2 separate regions of the Homo sapiens genome follow, and region 1 is linked to region 2. Evidence: read pairs that join two places in POLR2A ChIA-PET (ENCODE). Cell type or tissue: HepG2. All regions are shown on one strand. Links, peaks and the distances in the headings refer to the core of each region. The heading gives the core; the rest is flanking DNA. Region 1 overlaps ATE1 (arginyltransferase 1). Region 2 overlaps TACC2 (transforming acidic coiled-coil containing protein 2).

Region 1 (11,472 bases), core at 4,320-6,819, 140 kb after region 2:
AAACAGAACCCTGCTTTGTTTATTATTGCCTAGAATTAGATGGACAAATCATGCCTTTTACAAACTACTATGCTTAAAAAGCCTGTAACAATAGCCTTATCCCTAAATACAGATATTTTCAAAGAGTTCCATTTCTACTTACTACTTTAGGGCCTTACAGGGTTGAGAATCAAATTTTTCTCAGTGAAAAGGAGTGATAAACATTCTTATTTTAACATTAAGTGAGACAACATGAATTATAGTTATTATGTCCAAAATACAGACATTATAAAATTCTTCAGTTTATCATTAAATTTTTTAATGTAATTTTAGTGTATTTTAGTTTTAAAATGTCCAGATTTTGATGTTTAACTTTGCCTTTAATCAGGTAAGATTTTTTTATGTTATTACTTATAAAAGAATTAGGCTTAATAAGTTTATCCAGTATTAAATGAATTTAATATGTGTGTATATGACTCTTTTAAAATTATTTCGTGAAATGTGAAGTTGGATGGTTATTAGTTTATTAGATGTGTCAGTTTTTGAATTAGTTCTTATATTTATGCCAAATGATCCAAGGGAAAGATTTTTAGTACTATTTTAGTTTTTCTTGTCTAAACTATGTTACACATGTTAAAGTAGAGAAAATTCTCCATTTGCAATTTTATTGAATAGTTTTTTACATAAGGTTTTCATGTTAAGTTGATTTTGGTCTGAGATTTCATCCTAATTAATACTAATAGTTCAAGAAAATATTTATTTTTTAATTTGAGACAGGGTCTTGCTCTGCCGCCTAGGCTGGAGTGAAGTGGCGTGATCATAGCTCACTGCAGCCTTGAGCTCCTGGGGCCAAGTGATCCTCTTGCCTTAGGTTCCTGAGTAGGTAGGAATACAGGAGCTTGTCACCATGCCTAGTTCTTTTAAAATTTTTTGTAGAGACAGGGTCTCACTATATTACCCAGGCTGGTCTCCAACTCCTCACCTAGTTATCCTCCCACCCTCGCCTCCCAAAGTGCTGAGATTACAGGCATGAGCCACTGTGCCCAGCTCCCAGTGAAATATTTTGAATAATTCAGACAGTTTCTTTCAACTATTTCTCTCTGGGGGGTAGGGTCAATTCTTTTATTATTTTTTAATAAAATTACTTATAGTTTGTCAAATTTAAAAAATCGTTATTCAAACATAGATGAACATAGATTGAATAGTATAATCGACTTCCATGTACTCTACCTGCATTTGAAACAATTACTGACTCATGTCATAGCCACTCTTGTTTCATCTAGTTCCCCCTTCCAAAATTATATTGAGGCAAATTCCAGACATTGTGATATCCTGTATTTCAGAATACGTTTCTAAAAGATAAGAACTTTAAAAAAAATATTCACAATACCATTATTATACTTGAAGAAAATTTCTTAATGCCATTGAATAGTGTTCAAATTCCAATTTTTAAACATTTGTTTGTGTTAGGATCCAGATAATGTCCACATATTGTGATTGTTGATATATTTAAAAAATCTCTTACGGCCAGGAGTGGTGGCTTACAACTGTAATCCCAGCACTGTGGGAGACCGAGGCAGGTGGATTGCTTGAGCCCAGGAGTTTGAGACCAGCCTGAACAACATGGTGAAACCTGTCTGTACTAGAAATACAAAATATTAGCCAGGTGTTATGGTGCATGCCTGTAGTCCCAGCTACTTGGGAGGCTGAGGTGGGAGGATCACCTGAGCTTGGGAAGTCGAGGCTGCAGTGAGCTGAGATCGTGCCTCTGCATTCTAGCCTGGGTGGTGAGAATGAGACCCTGTCTCAAAACAACAACAACAATCTCTTTTGTTCTAGATATTCCCCTTCCATCATTCCTCAACTGGGTTGTTTGTCTTGGGTTGTTTGTTCCACTTTCTGTATCTGACAGGTTACGTTTGCAGTTTAACATGTTCCTCTGCCCGCTTATAAATTGATAGTTGGATATAGAGCCTTGATCAGATTCTAGGCTAAATTTTCTTTTGTCTATTTTTTTGCCGTGGGGCAGGGGGGCAAGTCTTAATCAGATTTGAGTTTGAATTATTTGAGGATGGGCAAGATCACTTCATGGGTGTTAGAGTGGTCTTTCAGGAGATGTGTAATGTCTGGGTGCTTCTCTTTTTGTTAGTGCTAATAGTCATGGATGTTCCATGCTTAAATTCATGTATTAGATACTCTATCATTTCTTCGTTTCCTGGCTGGCTGGACTGCTTCTATAAAGACAGCCTTCCGCTCATCTGTTTGTTTCTCATAAAAACCCATAGCAAAGGCAGGATATGTTCTTTTTTTTTGAAAGAATCTCACTCTGTCGCCTACGCTGGAGTGCTGTGGCGCGGTCTGGGCTCACTGCAGACTCCACCTCCGGGTTCCAGTGATTCTCCTGTCTCAGCCTTCAGAGTAGCTGGGATTACAGGTGCATGCCACCACAGCTGGCTAATTTTTTATATTTTTAGTAGAGACGGGGTTTAGCCATGTTGGCCAGGCTGGTCTCGAACTCCTGACCTCAGGTGATCCACCTGCCTTGGCCTCCCAAAGTACTGGGATTACAGGAGTGAGCCACTGCACCCGGCTGGTAGGATACATTCTTGATTCCTTCTTTTTATTTATCATTTTTCAAAATAACGTCTAACAGTGACCAGTTAGTTTTCTTGTTGGTATCATTGGGAACTCATGGATCTGAACATACTGCTGTTGCAATCTGTTGCTCCTCTGAAAGCTTCTTTAAGTTGGCTTTTGAGGCCTTTCGACATAATCCTGGTAGTCTTTGACAGCTTCCTTACTATTTGGCATGATATTATGCTCCTGGAGCATCTTGTACAGGCATTTCTTCGAGCAGTTGTGGTTCCTTTTAGTGGGAATTGGTATTTGGAGATCACACACTAGATTAGGAGTGCACATTATTGCTGCTGGCTTGGTCATTGTTTTCTAGGCTTCGTTGGCAAATAGACTTATGAGGTTATGAGTTCATACTGATATTTCCAATTCAAATTCAGGACTACAGCATTTTAATCTTTTTTTTTTTTCGAGACGGAGTCTCGCTCTGTCACCTAGGCTGGAGTGCAGTAGTGCGATCTTGGCTCACTGCAAGCTCTACCTCCCGGGTTCACGCCATTCTCCTGACTCAGTCTCCCTAGTAGCTGGGACTACAGGCGCCCACCACCATGCTAATTTTTTGTATTTTTAGTAGAGATGGGGTTTCACCGTGTTAGCCAGGATGATCTTGACCTCCTGATCTCGTGATCCATCCGCCTCGGCCTCCCAAAGTGCTGGGATTACAGGTGTGAACCACCGTGTCTGGCCGCATTTTAATCTTTTTCTTTATTTTTTTTTGACACAGTCTCGCTCTGTTGCCCAGGCTGGAGTGCAATGGCGCTATCTCAGCTCACTGCAACCTCTGCTTCCCGGGTTTAAGTGATTCTCCTGCCTCAGCCTCATGAGTAGCTGGGACTACAGGTGTGCACCACCACACCTGGCTAATTTTTGTACTTTTAGGTACTTTTAGTAGAAATGGGGTTTTGCCATGTTGGCCAGGCTGGTCTCGAACTCCTGGCCTCAAGTGATCCACCTGCCCCGGGCTCCCAAAGTGCTGGGATTACAGGCATGAGCCACCGTGCCCAGCCATACCTTTTTATCTTTTTCTTTTTTTTTGATGTTTGTAGTTTCTTCTGCACTGAGAAACCTAGTTCTCAAGAACACTGAGGATGGTAAAATTAGATTAGAATATCACACATTAACCTTTTGCTTTTTCCCACATTACACAGTTTTAGAATAACAACCTTACTTCCAGCAGTATGGTTACTGAAACATTAAAAACTATTTTTGCAGGGTTCTTATTTTTTTCACTTAAGGTATCTCTCACTAAAAATCCGAGACTATTTAAAAATCCTTGGATTTTGGCCGGGCTCAGTGGCTCACACCTGTAATCCCACACTTTGGGAGGCCGAGACAGGCGGATCACCTGAGGTCAGGAGTTTGAGACCAGCCTGGCCAGCATGGTGAAACCCCATCTCCATTAAAAATACAAAAATTAGCTGGGGGTAGAGGTGCGTGTCGGAAATCCCTGCTCCTCAGGAGGCTGAGGCAGGAGTATTGCTTGAACCCAGGGGGCAGAGGTTGCAGTGAGCTGAGATCACGCCACTGCACTCCAGCCTGGGTGACAGAGTGAGGCTCCATCTCAAACAAACAAAAAACCTTGGATTTTTTTTTTTTTGGAACCTGCAAAAGCAAACCTGCATTTCCTTTTTATTTTATTTTATTTTATTTTGAGACAGGGTCTTACTCTGTCTCCCAGGCTGGAGTGTAGTGACACGATCAGGACTCACTGTAGCCTTGACTTCCTAAGCTCAAGCAATTTTCCCACCTCAGCCACTGGAGCACTTGGGACTACCAGTACACGTCACTACACCTGGCTAATTTTTTGTATTTTTAGTAGAGAGGGGGTTTTGCCGTGTTGTACAGGCTGGTCTTGAACTCCTGGACTCAAGTGATCTGCCTGCCTCAGCCTCCCAAAGTGTTGGGATTACGGGCGTGAGCCACCACACCTGGCCTAAAAAAGTTGATTTGTAGAGATGAGGTCTTGCTATGTTGCCCAGGCTGGTCTGGAACTCCTGTGCTTAAGGAGTCCTCTCACCTTGGCCTCCCAAAGTGCTGGGATTTAGAGACATGAGCCATCATGGCTAGCTTGCATTTCCATTTTAATTTAAAAAATATTACAAATCTATTCCCTTGGACTTAATTAGAAATTATGTAGGTCTCCTAAACTCTATTTAAATCACCTGGGACTAATCAGGAATTCTTGAGTTGCTTTGAACCTCTGTGGGTGCAGGGTTGGTATAGTGTACTGATTTTACACTGATGATCTATTTTCATTCTGTTGAAGCAATTTATTGACCTGGGAGATCTGTATCCCCTAATATGCTGAAATCCTACTTTTTTTTCTCTCTCTTGGAGACAGAGTCTCGCTGTGTTGCTTAGGCCTGGAGTGCAGTGGTGTGATCTTGGTTTGCTGCAGCGTCTACCTCCTGGGTTTGAGCGATTCTCCTGCCTCAGGTTCCCAAGTAGCTGGGACTACAGGTGCACGCCGACACTCCCGGCTGATTTTTTTGTATTTTTAGTAGAGACAGGGTTTCACCATGTTGGCCAGGTTGGTCTCAAAACTCCTGACCTCAGGTGATCCGCCCGTCTCGGCCTTCCAAAGTGCTGGGATTACAGGCGTGAGCCACTGAGCCCCGCCTGAAATCCTACTTTCCACTGTAGTAACGTAGTATTTATAAATGTAGAGCAAAACAATCATGAGAAGACTTACCCAGCCCAGTGACTTAATTAGTGTAAAGACGATACAGGTAGTCAGTCCTTCATAAAAATGCTGAAAATGTGTGTTTCTTAGTTCATGTTAGTTTTAAATTTGCTTATAAATTTATAACTTCTGTAAGGAATGTAATTTTCAGTATAGAAAATGGAAGGTTTTGAAAATTACTATTTATGGAATGTTTATATAGGTAAAACATTATTTTAGATGTTGGTAATACAAATAATAGCTAATAATAATAGTTAACCCTAATTGAATGGCAGTTAATTTTTTATGAGCTGCACAGGTATTAACTCATTTAATCCTCACAGGAACTCTATAGGTAGGACTGGTTTTTGTTTTTCTTGTACAGACAGGGAAACGTGCCCAAGGTCAGCTAGCCAAGTGACAGAGCCTCGTCCATGACCTCAGGCAGCTTGTGTCAGACAGAGTGTGTGTGCTCAGAGCAAATTTGAGAAAAGACACAGTCTGTAGTCCAAGAAAAGTAATTCTGTTGGTCAGTAGAGTAATAGTTATAGAAATGGTCTTTTGTTACCTGGTTCAGACTTAACTTAGGCTTATTTAAAGTCATTTTTTAATAAGTAAACTTTATTTTTAGTTAGAAAACATGTTAATGAAGTTGTGATACAGTCTGAACTGTTTGTGAACTCACTATTTTCTCATCAGATTGGTTTTCATTTGATCAGCTTATGGTCTCAGGCAAGCCCTTTAACCACTCTAGGTTTTGATTTTCTTCTCTTTAAAAACTGAATTTGCTAGTTTTATAAACCTTTTTTTTTTTTGCTGACTTTGATATGGTTTGTGAGTACCCTGTTTTGGGATTTTTTTTTTTTTTTTTTTTTTTGAGACGGAGTCTCGCTCTGTCACCCAGGCTGGAGTGCAGTGGCGCAGTCTCAGCTCACTGCAACCTCCACCTACTGGGTTCAAGCAATTCTCCTGCCTCAGCCTCCCAAGTAGCTGGGACTACAGGCGTGCGCCACCATGCCTGCTTCATTTTTTTAATATTTAGTAGAGACAGGGTTTCACCGTGTTAGCCAGGTTGGTCTCAATCTCCTGACCTCGTGATCTGCCTGCCTCGGCCTCCCAAAGTGCTGGGATTACAGGCATGAGCCACTGCACCGGGCTGTTTTGGGATCTTAAACACCTTATTTCTTTAATATCTTCTAAAAAATTACTAGCATAATGTTCATTGTTGGAAAATTCGGCCAGGTGCGGTGGCTCACGCCCGTAATCCTAGCACTTTGGGAGGCCAAGGCAGGTGGATCACGAGGTCAGGAGTTCAAGACCAGCCTGACCAGCATGGTGAAACTCCGTCTCTACTGAAAATACAAAAAATTAGCCAGGCATGGTGGCACACACCTGTATTCCCAGCTACTCTGGAGGCTGAGGCAGGAGAATTGCTCGAATGGTCCGGTAGGCAGAGGTTGCAGTGAGCTCAGATGGCGCCACTGCACTCCAGCCTGGGTGACAGAGCGAGACTCTGTCTCAAAAAAAAAAAAGAAAATTTGGAGAAAAGAGAACACTACAAAGAAAGGTAAATCCTGTCTCTGTTTCTGAAACAAAGTAAAATGACTGTTACCATGGTGTCTCCTTTCCAGGTTTTTTTCTAAGTATTTTTATTTAGTTTATAATAGTAAAAATTTTTTTATTTTAAAGGGATGTCAGTTTGATATTTGGTCTGTTAATTAGAACAAAACTCTGATTAACTACAGCTGAACTAATGAGACCCAAATACCTGCAGTATTTGGAGAAAGACACAGATACCTTCAACTAAGCAAGGATTCCTTTTTTGTTTTTTGAGACAGAGTCTCACTCTGTCGCCCAGGCTGGAGTGCAGTGGTGCCATCTCAGCTCAGCACAACCTCTGCCTCCTGGGTTCAAGTGATTCTAATGCCTCAGCCTCCTGAGTAGCTGGGATTACAGGTGTGTGCTACCACACCTGGCTGATTTTTGTATTTTTAGTAGAAATGGGGTTTCACCATGTTGACCAGGCTGGTCTCGAACTCTCAACCTCAGGTGATCTGCCCGCCTTAGCCCCCCAAAGTGCTAGAATTCCAGGTGCACAAGGATTCTTTTAATTTAAAAAAACCTGTCAGTGTTTGCGCTGGGATCAGTATTCCTTTATACCTGGTTCCTAAGTATTTATGTTACCAGTGCTTTCAGAGAAATGTCCCTCAGAAATGTTGGGCAGAGATAGCAGTGTCCTTTTAATGCAGCAGGTACTTTGATTTGATTGTGTTCTTCCTCACAAAGGCAGAGAAGTGGATGAATGTTTTTTTTTAAAAAAAGATATTTGGGCCGGGCCTGGTGGCTCATTCCTGTAATCCCAGCACTTAGGGAGGCCAAGGTGGGTGAATCACGAGGTCAGGAGTTTGAGACCAGTCTGTCCAAGGGAGTTTGAGACCAGTCTGGCCAACATGGTGAAACTCCATCTCTACTGAAAATACAAAAATTAGCCAGGCACGGTGGCACACACCTGTAGTCCCAGCTACTCGGGAGGTTGAGGCAGGAGAATTGCTTGAACCTGGGAGGCGGAGGTTGCAGTGAGCTGAGATCATGCCATTGCACTCCAGCCTGGGTGACAGAGCGAGACTCTGTCTCAAAAAAAAGAAAAAAAAGATTTTCAGCAGTAAGAGCCACCTTGGAAAGTTTCTGTGCTATTTACTTTCTCTAGCAACTCCCACTTCTAAGGTAGAATTTTAGATCCACTTACAGCTCTGTATCAGGATCCTCTGAAACATCTACCCCAAAGCTAGCCTAACCATTGAAACTCTTTGGACTTACACTGTAGAATCTTTGAGACATGTGAAAAAACTTTTCTAGAACCAAATGTGATTGGTCTAATATTTTAAAATTCTTTTTAGGCAAAGGGGCTGATTTGAGTAAGCCTCCATGTCGAAAAGCAAAGGAAATCCGGAAAGAAAGGAAAAGGTTAAAACTAATGCAGCAGAACCCAGCTGGAGAACTTGAGGGTTTCCAGGCTCAAGGTCACCCACCATCTTTGTTTCCACCAAAGGCTAAATCCAACCAGCCAAAATCACTCGAAGATTTAATTTTTGAGTCTTTACCAGAGAATGCATCACACAAGTTAGAGGTACTTTGGAGGACTTTTGTTGTTTGTTTTATTATGATTTTTTTTTGTTTGGGCATATCGTTTATTTTTATTTGAAGTTCTAATTAGTTGATGTTTGCTAGTTAAATAATGAGAATTTAAAAGAAATTAAAGAGAACTGGGAAGAAGTAACATTTGTATTTACTAAGTTAACTGCTGTTTGAGGGAAACTCCTTTTTTTTTAAAAGACTTTTTGAGAATACATAGTTGGCCACCAAACTTGTGAAAACAGTGTCAATTTTAGCATGCTACCTTGATTGAAATTTAATAGTTAAAATGAAAGAAATACTCTTTAAAATTGTGTTTTTAGCAGTTTTGGTTTAGATAGTGAAAGACAATAGATTACACAAGGCAAATCACTATTTCATCCATTATAATATTCTGATCTTGGTAAAGACAGCAAATGGTGTCATATACATAAGCCAGCAGTTAGGAATTATCTAAATAGGGCTAAATTGTACTGCTGAAATCCTCTCTCATTAGTGCCAAAACCACTTTGGGCATAATATGAATACTTTTAGAGCCAAATTCCTCCATTTTTCCAAATTTATTTTCGTTTCTAGATCAGATCAAGATTTCTCAGTATTAGTTTCTCATATATAAAATTCAAAAACAAGGGCTGGATGTGGTGGCTCACACCTGTAATCCTAGCACTTTGGTAGGCCGAGGCAGGTGGATCTCTTGAGGTCTGGTGTTTGAGATCAGCTTGGCCAACACAGTGAAACCCCGTCTCTACTAAAATATAAAAATTGGCCAGGCGTGGTGGCGTGCACCTGTAATCCCAACTCCTAGAGAGGCTGAGACACCAGAATTGCTTGAACCCAGGAGGTGGAGGTTGTAGCGAGCTGAGATCACACCACTGCACTCCAGCCTGCGTGACAGAGCAAAAGACTGTCTCAAAAAAATTCAAAAACATTAGCCATAATGATTTTTATCTTATTCTCATATGTGATTAGTAACTGGTCAGCCTTTGAATTTTGTAGCTTACTATCATCTAAAAATATCACTTATCACTGAAGTCCTGATAATAAAAATTAACTTTCATGCATTCTAAGCCTTAATTCAGTATATGTATTATCAGACGTAGAATTTAGCTTTTTTTTTTGAGACGGAGTTTCACTCTTGTTGCCTAGGCTGGAGTGCAATGGCGCGATCTCGGCTCACTGCAACCTCTGCCTCCTGGGTTCAAGCGATTCTCCTGTCTCAGCCTTCTGAGTAGCTGGGATTACAAGTGCCCACCACTACGCCCGGCTAATTTCTGATATTTTTAATAGAGACAGGGTTTCACCATGTCAGCCAGGCTGGTCACGAACTCCTGACCTCAGGTGATCACCCGCCTCGGCCTCCCAAAGTGCTGGGATTAGAGGTGTGAGCTACCTTGCCTGGCCAGATTTTAGCTTTTATAACTCCTTGGCTACTCTGATTTGGATACAGATTTTTTTGTCCTTCCAAAATTGTAAACAGAGTTGAATACACTACTTAAAATATTTTACAAGGTGTCTTTTATCTTTGATCATAAATAGTAATGTATTCAGGAGGCCAAGCACGCTTAACATAACAGTTCTCCAGTGGTTACTTGTACTTTTTGAATGTAATGATACTCAGGATGTATAGAGATCTTTTACCACTGGGTGTCGCTCTTTCTTCATAGAATTACGTCTCACGGCACACATGTCCAGTTTCCAGCTGTTTTCATTGCATTGCATTTGACTGTTTTACTGTTCTGTTTTGCTAATACATTTTAAGTGGCTAGTAAATAATGTTAAAGTAAATGTTAGCCATTACTGCGTGCAATTACTGTTTTAAACTTATCCTTATTTTACAAGGTTACTTGACCAAGATGGTGACATTGTAAGATTTGAACAAAGGAAATGTGACTTCAGAGTCATGGTTGTTAACTATGCTATGAAGTAGGAAAACTTTATGAGGTCTTTTTAACTCAAACAGTCAAGTTTTAAGTTGAGGGTTAGCAATGATGAATGAGTGGCCAAAAAATGTATTCATATTTTTAGTCTTTCTTAGAATTACTGGTAGTTGTGCACAACTAGAGGGTATTTATTTGTGTGTGTATGTGTCGTGTGTGTACGAGTGCTGGAAATACTCTGCCAGTTTACAGTAGAGGCAGGCTTACATAATTCAGTCATGAAAGCTGAGGCTTATAGTTTAGAGGGGATCGTCCTCTTCTTAATGAGTCTGTAAGTTACAAAAATAACTTTTTTCTTTATTTACTAACTGGTTGGTTTTTAATATTAAAATATTTAGGTGCTTTAATAATTGTTGAAACTTGGTTTCTTGGATGGGAGTTACTCTTAATGCATATTCCACAGAATGAATAAATGAATGAATTAGTAAACTTGTTTTTTTAACTGCTTCTGAAGGTGAGGGTGGTGAGATCATCTCCACCAAGTTCGCAGTTCAAAGCCACACTTCTGGAGTCTTACCAGGTCTATAAACGTTACCAGATGGTTATTCACAAGAACCCACCTGATACGCCAACCGAAAGCCAGGTCAGCAGGCCAAGTGTAATTTTCCTGTGCAAACAGAGCTTTCCCTTCCACTTAATATCATTTAATGAAATCTTGGTTTATTTGTGCTACATTTTATTTGTGTTCAATTTGCAGCATATCTGCAAAGACCTAAGACTGAATTAATGGACATTCTGAAAGTGCAAATTTTACCTAGTGCCATGTTAAGTACCAGCCATGTATAATTTCAGAGTCAAAGTAACATGTAAAATTATTTAAAGTCACTATTTTAGATGCATTTATCTAAAAGATAGTAATAGAGCTCTAAATTAAAATACCTGTGAGGAAAACTCAGGAAACTATATTTTTATGGTAGATACGTACTTTGCCTAACATGATTTTAATGCTTTATCTGTATTTGAAAGATGTATGTAGGAATAATTGATCCCAGTTAAATTATTCTTTATTAATGTGCTACCCTTGCACAATTGAGTGGGACTAAAAAAGGAAGATAGTAGAACATTTTAATAGAAGAACTCATATGCTAATAATTTTGTAAGTTAAATGACCCAAGAAAAATCTGTAAA
Region 2 (11,472 bases), core at 5,664-8,163:
GACCAGCCTGGCCAATATGGTGAAATCCCGTCTCTACTAAAAATACAAAAAATGGCTGGGCATGGTGGCGGGCTCCTGTAATCCCAGCTATTCGGAAAGCTGAAGCAGGAGAATCGCTTGAACCCACGAGGTAGAGGTTGCAATGAGCCGAGACCGTGCCACTGCACTCCAGCCTGGATGAGACTCCATCTCAAAAAAAAGGAAGTGACTGATGGGCCACCCCCGCACTGGCCACATCCCACTGCCACAGTTGGTTTCTGGGATTCATCCACCAGCCTCCCTGGGACAAAGGGCTTGGGTGGCTTTGGTAATTGTGTTCTCAGTCCTCTGTTTCATGGTCCAGTGCCCGCAATGGCCACCACACTGAGTTACAGACTCCACTTAGCCACGGATTAGACACTGATAAACCCCTGGGAACCCTTGATGTTTTCCATTTTAAGTTCTGACAATGAAGATACTCTGGAGTGTGGCTGGAATGGAAGTCTATAATTACTAATTTCATCTTTGGGCAGGCAATCAGGATGAATTTTTCAATCATGCAGGCCTAGCCAGTCACAGAGAGGTCTGTGAACCACTGCTTGGAACATCTCACCACTGAGGACGATACCATGTGTCTAAGGGTCCAGTTTCCAAAGCAAATGGGGCAAAGCTAATGCTGGAGCAGGCAATGAGCGGGGCAGTCCTTGGGCTGCATCAGTCCTCCAGAGCTGGCCTCCTACCTGGACGCGTCTCTGTGGTCAGGGCTTCCGGGCGTGTCCTGCTGCTTCCTTTTTATATTCTGACTGTTCCCGGGTGGCTGCGCGGACCTTGGAGTCTGAGCTGATAAAGTCCTCTGAGCCAGGAGAAAAAGAAATTGGAAAGGAAATCAGATAGGAGTCTCTGAAAACACAAAAACATTTATCAACAGGGCACCCACCACAGCATTCAAGGTAAGGTTGTTCACTTGCTCTGCCGTCCAACGAAACACCTACTATGTGCGGCACTGAGCTAGGCCTTGAGGATATATGGCAGCGAAGCAAAGGTGGCTGCTGCTCTCATCCAGTGGGGAAGAAACAAAGTCAAACAAGCAGTTCCAACTGAATGCTTTAGTAGAAAAACCAAAACTGGGGACACCTACCACACTTTGGGGTCACTTGCTCCCTAGGAGAAGTGGAGCATTTAAACTAAGACTTGAAAGTGTCCAATTTGTTTGTGGCACTCCTGAGATGAAAACACATTTTCCTCCCGCCACCACCGATGGCTTCACATACCAGAATTCAGCTGGAAACCTAGGGAAAAAAACTAACCGGAAGAAGAAAACCATGAACGCTTAGAAATCTGGACCCAACCACTTGGGATCCTAACCACTCTGAGAGTTGGTCACCTTTTCTTTCACTCCAGGATAAGCTTGTCCACCGGTTAGTTGATTTGTTGTTGTTGTTTTTATAAACCATATTCCTACAGACTAGTTGATTTTTAAAACCAGGATGCAAAAATATAAGGCTCAGTCAAAACTTTAAATCACAGGACAGAGATGAGATTTAAAATTAAAAAAAAAAAACAGAACCTCATTTAAATGATGCTATTTTAGTATAATATAAAAATCAGAAGAAGGGAAAGGGCTTTTGTAAGCTCCAAGCTGTATTTCCCAAAGCAGTGGTTGTCTTTCATTTTGTTTCCCCAGCGGCGACCCTGTGCCCCCACCCCAAACAACATGCACCCCTTGTTCTGGGATGGGGTCTGCCTTCTTTCAAGAACAGTTCCACCCATACCCTCCATCCCTGAGGTTCTCATGGAAAATGCCAGTCATAGTGCCCCATGTCCCTGCCCACTGGAGTGTACATGAGACTCCGGTCAAGCCAGGACCTTCTACGGGATTCCCTGAAGAACCAGGGCAGTTCTGGTGGGGGGTTCTATAGAAGGTGAGTCGGGAAGTCACCTGCAGCCTTGTTTCCAGCTGTGGTGGACGAAACCGCCACAGAAAGAGATGGCAGAGCTCGCAGGCAGAGAAAAGCCGAGATGCCAGGCAGAGGGAGCAGCCCTGCTGGGGCCAAGGCCTCATTCTGCCCTAGCCATCTGGGAGCTCTATGATGAGGCCGCATGCATTGCCCTTTTCACCTTAGCAGGTGGGTACAAGCTGAATTTCTGTCACTAGCAACTGAGAGTGCATTCCCCGGTCCACCTCTCATCCAGATGAGCTGCACCAGATCAGCTTGGAGGAAAACAAAGTACTCCCTGGTCAAACACCTTTGACAAGTGCTACATAATATAGGCCTCCTTTAGAAATTCACAATGCACATTAGCATAGTAAAAATTCTGAGTTCTACAGCAGAATAACTTACTGAATTTTAACTCAGAGTTTGCCAGAATTTCTTGACCACAGGACTCTTTGTTTATGTACCACAGTTTAACATCTTATAGAACTCGCGTTACATGGAACACACATTTGAAGACAGCACAAGAGCTCATTTCTTTCTACCTTGCTTAAATCTAGCAGATGGTGCAAATCTGTACGACAGACATTCCCTAGCCCATGGGCACCTTTGTGAAAATCAGAAGGTGGCACTCTTCTGGGCCAAATGCATGGCCTGGGAGCAGACAATGCCATTGTGTGAATTAGAAACTGCCTCCCCAGCCGGGTGCGGTGGCTCATGCCTGCAATCCCAGCACTTTGGGAAGGCGAGGTGGGAAGACTGCTTGAGCCCAGGAGTTCGAGACCAGCCTGGGCAACATGGAGAAACCCATCTCTACAAAACAGAAACAGAAACAAATAGGGGAAAGGAAAAGAAAGGAAGAGGGAGAGAGGGAAGGAGAGAGGGTAGGAGGGAAAGAAGGGAGGGAGGGAGGGAGGGAGGAAGCAAGGAGGGAAGGAAGGGAGGGAGGGAGGAAGGAAGGAAAGGGAGGAGAAAAAAAAAATAAGGCTCCATTCCTCCTCTCACGTTGCTCACAGTCTAGGGAGACAGACCCCAGTCCCATGGCTGCAGGGGTGTGCACACAGAGGGCACCCCAGGAAGATAGTAGGTATGGCTCCTGCCTGGAGGTGAAGCAGACAGCCCCCAAGGTCCCCCAGGAAGGGAGGGTCCCCACTCATCAAACTCTACCAACCTCTAGCCTATGGATTTTGTAAATTAATCTTGACGTTTCTGCAGGACATGTGAAAGCAAATCATCTGCCTAGTCTGCACCTGGGGACTTCTTGAGACCGTCAGACTTGTTGGATGGGCTGTAGTCCTTGACCTTCAGACACCAGCCCGAAGAGCAAGCTAGCTTTGGCTAAGGTTCCCCTACCTGGTGCATTTCCCTGAGTGGTTGGCTATCTGTGTTCATCCCATTGTGTCCAAAGGTAAAACATAAAAGATGCTTCATCTCTCAGGTACCCATACAGTCTAGTGCCAACATGAACACTACAATGCAAAAATTTTCCTTCATTTTAGCTGAAGGATAGAATGTGGGGGAAAGAGAACAACAGCAATAAATGCTCCTGTTATTGAGCACTTACTAATGCCAGGCACTGGGCCAGTATCTTTCCATGAACTATGTCATTGAATTTGCACAACTGTCTTAAGGGAAAGATGGATATTTGTGTTCCTGTTTTAGAGCTGAGGCTCTGAGAGGTTTAGTAACTGGGCCAAGACCACACAGCAGTGGAATCTAGACATAACCGATTATCTCTGATCCCAGAGCCAGGACAGGGCGTCTCTGTTTGATCCCTTCCACGGGGCAGTGTTGAAGGAGGCAGAAAGAGCTGGGGATGGTTCCTCACACGAGAGGGGGCTGCTGACCTGGGGTTGGCTTGACCTCCCTGCAGGCTGAGCCATTCCCTTAACGAGTGCCCCTGCCCCCCCCTGAGGGGTCTCAGCCTCTTCATCTGTGCATCCAAGAAGACAATCATCCCCATAGGACATTATCAAGACCATGGAAACTTTAAATCACCTTAAGTTCACACTCTATAATCTTCATTTTCAAAGAAAGATTCTTTTTTTTTTTTTTTTTTTTTTTTTTTGAGACGGAGTCTCGCTCTGTTGCCCAGGCTGGAGTTTGGTGGCACCATCTCGGATCGCTGCAACCTGTGCTTCCCGGATTCAAGCGATTCTCCTGCCTCAGCCTCCTAAGTAGCTGGGACTACAGGTGCCCACCACCACACCCGGCTAATTTTTGTATTTTTAGTAGAGACGGGGTTTCACCATATTGGCCAGGCTAGTCTCGAACTCCTGACCTTGTGATCTGCCCGCCTCAGCCTCCCAAAGTGCTGGAATTACAGGTGCCACCACACCCGGCCAAGATTCTTTATCTATAAATTATAAATCTTTGGAAGCATGATTCTCACATTTTACTATAATAACTCAAGATTAACAATACTGAGTGAGTGGCATTTTTATATCAGGGTCCTGCATTTTTGAAATTTTAACCCAATTCCTACTTGTCTGACCGCCATGCAAACCTCAGCAACTAACACCTGAGGCCAGGCCCCCCTTTCAATCACAAGATGACCTGCAGTAAAATATTCTGCAAATAATTTAACAGATAAATCTCATGCCCAGTATTCCATGAGCAAGATTTCTTTTAATTCTGGAAAGAAGACAAATAATAGCCCAGACAGATGCAAACAACAGATGGAATAAGGAGACAGATCTTTGCTCCAAGTCCAGGAGAAGAAAGGGACCACGGGCTATATTTCCTCAGGCAGATGGACTATAACAAGGGCTTGGATTTGTCTTTGAAGAAAAAAACAAAAGGCAGGCGTCTCTCCCTTTTCAGCTCCACTTCTCTTTCTTTTTTTCTTTTTTTAATTATTATTTATTTTTATTATTATATTTTGAGACAGAGTCTCACTCTGTCACCCAGGCTGGAGTGCAGTGGCGAGATCTTGGCTCACTGTAAGCTCCGCCTCCTGGGTTCAAGTGATTATCCGGCCTCAGCCTCCCGAGCAGCTGGGACTACAGGCGCCCACCACCACGCCCGGCTAATTTTTTGTATTTTTAGTAGAGACGGGGTTTCACCGTGTTAGCCAGGATGGTCTCAATCTCCTGGCCTCGAGATCCACCCGCCTCGGCCTCCCAAAGTGCTGGGATTACAGGCGTGAGCCACCACACCCAGCCCTATTATTATGATTTTTGAGATGGAGTTTTGCTCTTGTTGCCCAGGCTGGAGTGCAATGGCGTGATCTCAGCTCACTGCAACCTCCGCTTCCCGGGTTCAAGCAATTCTCCTGCCTCAGCCTCCCGAACAGCTGGGACTACAGGCATGCACCACCACACCCAGCTAATTTTGTATTTTTTTTTAGTAGAGATGGGGGTCTCACCATGTTGGCAGGCTGGTCTCGATCTCCTGACTCGTGATCCATGCGCCTTGGCCTCCCAAAGTGCCGGGATTACAGGCATGAGCCATGGCACCCGGCCCACTTCTTTTTCTAATAGAAAGCTAATCTGCAAGAATGATACTAGTTCTCCCCAACACAAACATATCTGGATGGAGTTAAAAGCAACAAAACTATCTGTATGAATGGCACATTGCACTTTTCAAAGCTCTTTGACATCCATTTGATTCTTATAAAATCCCCGTGAGCTATACCAGGCAGGTAAAATCATGTTTTCCATTTTCCAGATAAGAAACAGAGAGGCTTGCCTTCTGCCCTCTGCAAGTCTCCCACCTTGAAGTCCAGTGCTCTTTCCACAAGAATACTGACACCCAGCATTTACATAGCTCTCTTTCTGCTACGACAGCAGCAACCTAATTATTAGGAACACTTTCTGTGTGTCTAGTACTGCTCTTTTAAGTGCTTTACATATTTAAACTCATTCAATCCTTAGAGCCCGATGTTATAGCTAAGAATACTGGGCACAGAGAGGTTAAGCCACTTGCCCAAGATCACACAGCTTGGAAGTGGTGGAGCCAGGATTTGGACCAGGATGGTTTGGCTCCAGAGTCTGTGCTCTTGTCCCTGCCTTACGCTGCTTCGCCATACAGTGGAATTCGTTGCTCTATGGCCTCTGCCATTTTGCTGCTATGCTCCAAGGAATTATAGCAATTGGACATTTGAGAATAATGTGGTATAGGAGCCTAGATTTGATGCCCAGAATAGCACCTGGCACAGAAGAGGCAGTCCATAAATATTTGTTGAATGTATGAAAAGTAGATTATTCTTATTTAGTCTGGTGGCCATGTCTGCAAATCGAAAGACGTACCCTCAGCCCTGGGAACTCTCGCTTTTGCCACATTTCCCTGTGCTTTTGAATCCCCCTTCCTGTTCCCCGTCTTAGAGATAGTCTTAAGCTCTATTGCTTACTGGATTCCAAAGGACCTGTGTGTCAGCAGGCGTCACTGCAAAACAGCATGCATTTCTAAAGTTACCCTTTACACTTCCAAATCGCAGGCTGGAAAAACAATTGGCAAGCCTTACAGGACACGTGGACTCGCCCAGTTGCTTCTTCAAATCTTTCCCTCGCTGCCATTGCTTGAGTAAACAAACAGTCTTTCGTTGGCTCTGGAACACTCCAGAGCCTGGAGTCTATTTTAAAGCAATCTTTAAACAGTTACAGCAATTTTCCAGTCCTAAAAAATATACTTTGTAAAGAGCTAAAGCATTTCACCATAAAAAAAAAAAAAAAATTCCACTTACCTCTTAAACGCTCCATCACTCTAGACCACTGCTTACTGGTCATGCCAATAGAGTTAATTAAACCATGCTTAATTAACATGGTTAGATCATGACCAGAGTGTCTGCCTAAGTCGCCCCCTCTTTGAACGAGCTCCTTGGGAGCAGCTTGACTGCAGGTGAATGCTGGGAAGCAGACCAAAGGTCATCCCCATGGCATTAGGAATCGGATTTCAGAAACAACTGCCAGGCTGACCAAATATGGAGGATGAACACATGCTCTGTGCTAGAGCCAGCCGGCTGCCCATCTTCCCTGTCAAGGGAAGGCAAATGCTCACACCAGTTCTGCTAGACCATCCCAAATGTTTCTTCCCCTCCAAGGGGGTACAAAAGATTGACGAATACAGGTTGCAGAGGACACCTCAGCCTAACCTAGCAGGCACTCTGTCAGGCCAACAAGCGAAAGGCTGCCAGCGTGGGATTTCAGCTTTCCGCAAACGGAATGTTTTCTGATGTGATACAGCACGATAGAGCAGAAGAAATGAATAAGCTTCGAAGCCCGAGAGAGCTGGGTTTGAGTCCTCACTCTTCCTTTAAAAGATGGAAAATAACAGAATAGAGTTTGACGTGTGTTTTGATGATTATGCCTCATGAATAGTAAGGGCTGGGTCTAGGTTCTGGGTAGACACTGATGACTAAAACAGGCATGGTGTAAAATGTTAACTTTAGGAGAAGCCGGGGAAGCATCTATATGGGAGCTCTCCATACAATCTTTGCAACTTTTCTATAAATCTGAAAATACTCTAAAGTAAAATTTGGCCAGGCACAGTGGCTCATGCCTGTAATCCCAGCACTTTGGGAGGCCGAGGCGGGCAGATCACTTGCGGTCAGGAGTTCGAACCCAGGCTGGCCAACATGGCGAAACCTCATCTCTACTAAAAGTACAAAAATTAGCCAGGTGTGGTGGTGGGCACCTGTAGTCCCAGCTACTCAGGAGGCTGAAACACAAGAATCACTTGAACCTGGGAGGTGGAGGTTGCAGTAAGCCAAGATTGTGCACTGCACTTCAGTCTGGCAACAGAGTGAGACTCTGTAAGAAAGAAAGAAAGGAAGAAAGGAAGAAAGAAAGAGAGAGAGAGAGACAGAGAGACAGAGAGAGAGAGAAAGAAAGAAAAGAAAGAAAAAGAAAGAGAAAAAGAAAGAAAGAAAAAGAAAGAGAAAAAGAAAGAAAGAAAGAGAAAGAAAGAAAGAAAGAAATCTAATTATAAAAAGAGACACATGGTTCCTACTACCCTCATGGAATTTTGAATTTAGTGAATGAATGAGTGATATTTAGTAAATCATATCTGCCTTCCCTTCCTCAGAAGCATTTGGGTCACAAGCGGTGGCCATTACCCTAAAAGGATTCAGGAACCTCAAAGATGTAAGAGGTGACATGTTCTGATGTCTGTAGTTTGTAGGTGGCAGACTAAAGGCTTCAAAAACATACCCAATGTTGATGACCTGTATGTATTTAATATTTTAGAAACAATATGATTTAAAGAGAATTGGATGAGGTCAGAAAATCCAAATCCATGTGCCCTTGGTCAGATCAGTTCCTCTCTCCAAGCCTCTCTCTCTCCGTCAATAAACTGGGGACCACAATCTCTGCCCTTCCCTACCTCAGTGGGTGATAGGAATGCCTTGTAAACAACAACTGTACAAATAAAAGGGAGAGTCTCTTTATTCAAAGAGCTGGGCATGTCAGGATGGCCTGTACCATGCTGTGATGTTTACTTGATTATACTTAAAGTGCAGACATAAACTTTATTTCTTTTGCCCCTCTAGAATCCCTGTATCCACTCATTTTCATGCTACAGCAGCATGGTTTAAGAATGAGCAGGCAGGAAGCTGAGTACAATTGTTCTGAAACCCAAGCTTTACTGCTTATTTAGCTGTAAGTCTCTGGGTTCTACACCTCGAGTACCGTATCTGTAGAATGGGGGTCATAACTGCAGGGTTGTTCTGAAGGTTAAATAAAGGACAAGGCTAGACCACGTAGACATTGTACATGCTGGTTGTTACTGTATAAAGAAGAAACAGATTCAAAACTCATTAATGAAGAGCCCCATTGGCTATCTCAGCTTAGAGCAAAAGCAGTTAATCAGAAGTTCAGGCTGGGTGCAGTGGCTCAAGCATGTAATTCCAGAACTTTGGGAGGCTGAGGCGGGTGGATCACTTGAGGTCAGGAGTTCGAGACCAGCCTGGCCAACATGGTGAAACCCCATCTCTACTAAAAATAGAAAAATTAGCTGGGCATGGTGGCAGGGACCTGTAATCCCAGCTACTTGGGAGGCTGAGGCAGGAGAATCGCTTGACCCCGGGAGGCAGAGGTTGCAGTGAGCTGAGACTGTGCCACTGAACTCCAGCCTGGGCGACAGAGTGAGACTCTCTCTCAAAAAGAAGAAGAAAAGGCCATGTGCAGTGGCTTACGCCTGTAATCCCAGCACTTTGGAAGGCTGAGATGGGCAGATCACGAGGTCAGGAGATTGAGACCATCCTGGCTAACACGGTGAAACCCCGTCTCTACTAAAAATACAAAAAGTTAGCCGGGCGTGGTCGCGGGCGCCTGTGGTCCCAGCTACTCGGGAGGCTGAGGCAGAAGAATGGCGTGAACCTGGGAGGTGGAGCTTGCAGTGAGCCGAGATCGCGCCACTGCACTCCAGCCTGGGTGACAGAGCGAGACTCCGTCTCAAAAAAGAAAAGAAAAAAGAAAAGAACAGCTCCTCCCAAAGTTAACATTTTACACATTTATTCAGAAGATGCATCTGGCCAAAACCTGGAGCCGTGTTGTTCACACACTTGCGTAATCGTGCCAGTGAAAACTAGCACCGACCCTCCGGGCTGGGGGAACCCCACAGCAGGGGCTGTGGGAGCAGACAGGTGACAGTAAAGAAACTCTCTGCTGTCAAGGCCGGGTGCTGTGGCTACACCTGTAATCCTAGCACTTTGGGAGGCCAAGGTGGGTGGGTTACCTGAACTCAGGAGTTCGAGCCTGGCCTGGGCAACACGGTGAAACCCTGTCTCCACTAAAATACAAAAAAGTAGCCAGGCATGGCGGTGTGCACCTGTAATCCCAGCTACTCAGGAGGCTGAAACAGGAGAACTGCTTGAACCCAGGAGGCGGAGATTGTAGTGAGCCGAGATCGCGCCATTGCATTCCAGCCTGGGTGACAAAGCAGGACTCTGTCTCGTTACGAGAAAAAAAAAAAAAAAGAAAGGAAACTCTGTGCTGTCATGAAGATTGAATTAATTCTTGCTGCTTAACTTGTTCTTTGCTCAACTTCTTTCACATTAAACACATTAAAGCAGCCCAGATGCCCACCTGCAGCCTGTGGAATATTGGGAAATGCTCCCTGTCCTGCACTGGCTGAGTGTTGCTGTAATGCTGAGTTCCTCAAGAGCTAAAGAAGGGACCTTCAAGTTAACCGTAGAGCACCAAGCATAGCTTTAAACAAGATGTGCACATATATATGGCACTTTCCTCTGTCAAGCAAAGTAACAACCACACAGCGCCTGAGCAACATACAACCTCAGCCTTTCTTGATGACCAGACCCTGGGGACGGCTCGCATACACAGATTCTCCTGTCCTCCTGGTCCTCTGTTCCTCAGATGTCCACATTGCTGAGGTCTCCTGCAGCAGCAAACCTCATTCAGACCACATCTTGTACGCAGAGCAGGGACCCGACCCGGGGGGACCTGCCCAAGCTGGGGGAGGCGTGTCTGCTGAGCTGGCTCTGGGTCCTTCTGATGTCACCTACTTCCTGCTCATTTGCAGCTCTGAGCTCAAACATCAGCTCCCCAGAAGCGCCTTCCTTGACACCCAGGCTAGGTCTGGGGTCTGTGCACCTGTCTTCTTGCTTCATAGCATTGATCACAGTTTCTAGAGTTGAAAATTATGTTTTTTGGGACTTGTTACAGAAACACCCAGACAATAGAAGTGTTAGAATGGAGTTACTGAATGATGATATGTTTTAAGTGAGATCATTATAATAATAGGATTGAATGTCTTTTCTTCCTCCCCACACGGTCAGAGCTATAAATGGGAATCATGACAGCCCCATGGCCAAGCGGAACTCCAGAGAGTGGTAATGGAGGGGTTAGGGTTGCCCTTCCCTTCTGAAATCCACATGCTTGGAGCTTGGAGCTCAGATGTCCCCTGTAGGGCTCTCCAGAACTGAACAACTGTGAAGCCCACCTTCAGGATTTGGGGCTGTGGGCTGGCATGGCCCTTATTTCACCACAGAGCTTTCTAAACAAGTCAGGATGCATGAAACCCCTGGAAGGGCTGTCGAGTGGAGACAGCTCTCATCACAGCGTCACCACCACCTCTTTCCCAGAGAGGGACACACATAAGCCAGGACCCTGACACTCCCGGGAACAGGTGATGCCCCCCTTGGCTGGGTGTTAGACAGTCTCCCAACTTCCCATTGGACCGTGTCCTCCCACTCCCCAAACGAGTCACCCTTTAGAGCCGTGGTTATACATTTCTCTTCATTTCCAACCATCAGGTGGTGCAATACATCACCTGTGCAAGTGTACTTTAGTAACCGAGGCTGCTTAGAGCCCCCTGAGAACAGCCTCCCAGGAGGCCTAAGTGAGTCCATTCCCAAAGGAAGGAGCAAGGGTAACAACTAGGACTCAGCTTGCTGCAAAAGGCACCCACAAGGGGCTGGGCTGAGGCTCCATGGCCCCAGCTCAGTAAGAGGAACCTCCAATTAGCAGATAGAAGAGGTTTCAGGCTGAGTGTGGGAATTTTCCTCTGTCGATGGCTTCTCTTCCCTCAGGAACAGAGAACAGAACCCAAAGCTACCACTAAAATTCAGAGTTTCAATAGCATTTGTGCTGACAAAACAAGA

What was found. ChIA-PET counts read pairs that join two places held together with the same protein. Peaks named below come from ENCODE experiments on the same cell type or tissue, not always from the same donor. Only the 100,000 strongest peaks of a DNase experiment are listed, where the experiment ranks them.
Region 1: POLR2A ChIA-PET joins it to region 2 with 5 read pairs; 3 of 35 experiments call an interaction of 5 or more read pairs at or near these places.

What each region holds. Positions count from the first base shown.
Region 1 is chr10:121,899,321-121,910,792 of GRCh38, reverse strand. It overlaps ATE1 (arginyltransferase 1), which reads left to right. Exons shown (of 12, transcript NM_001001976.3): 6 at 8,173-8,402; 7 at 10,799-10,927. Among named protein-coding and RNA genes, the nearest start is that of ATE1, 23 kb to the left of the region's middle. In HepG2, for the core only: no CTCF peak of the experiment used is centred there; a DNase peak (open chromatin) is centred at 5,702.
Region 2 is chr10:122,039,798-122,051,269 of GRCh38, reverse strand. TACC2 (transforming acidic coiled-coil containing protein 2) reads right to left here. Exons shown (of 23, transcript NM_206862.4): 3 at 720-832. Among named protein-coding and RNA genes, the nearest start is that of TACC2, 56 kb to the right of the region's middle. In HepG2, for the core only: no CTCF peak of the experiment used is centred there; a DNase peak (open chromatin) is centred at 6,799.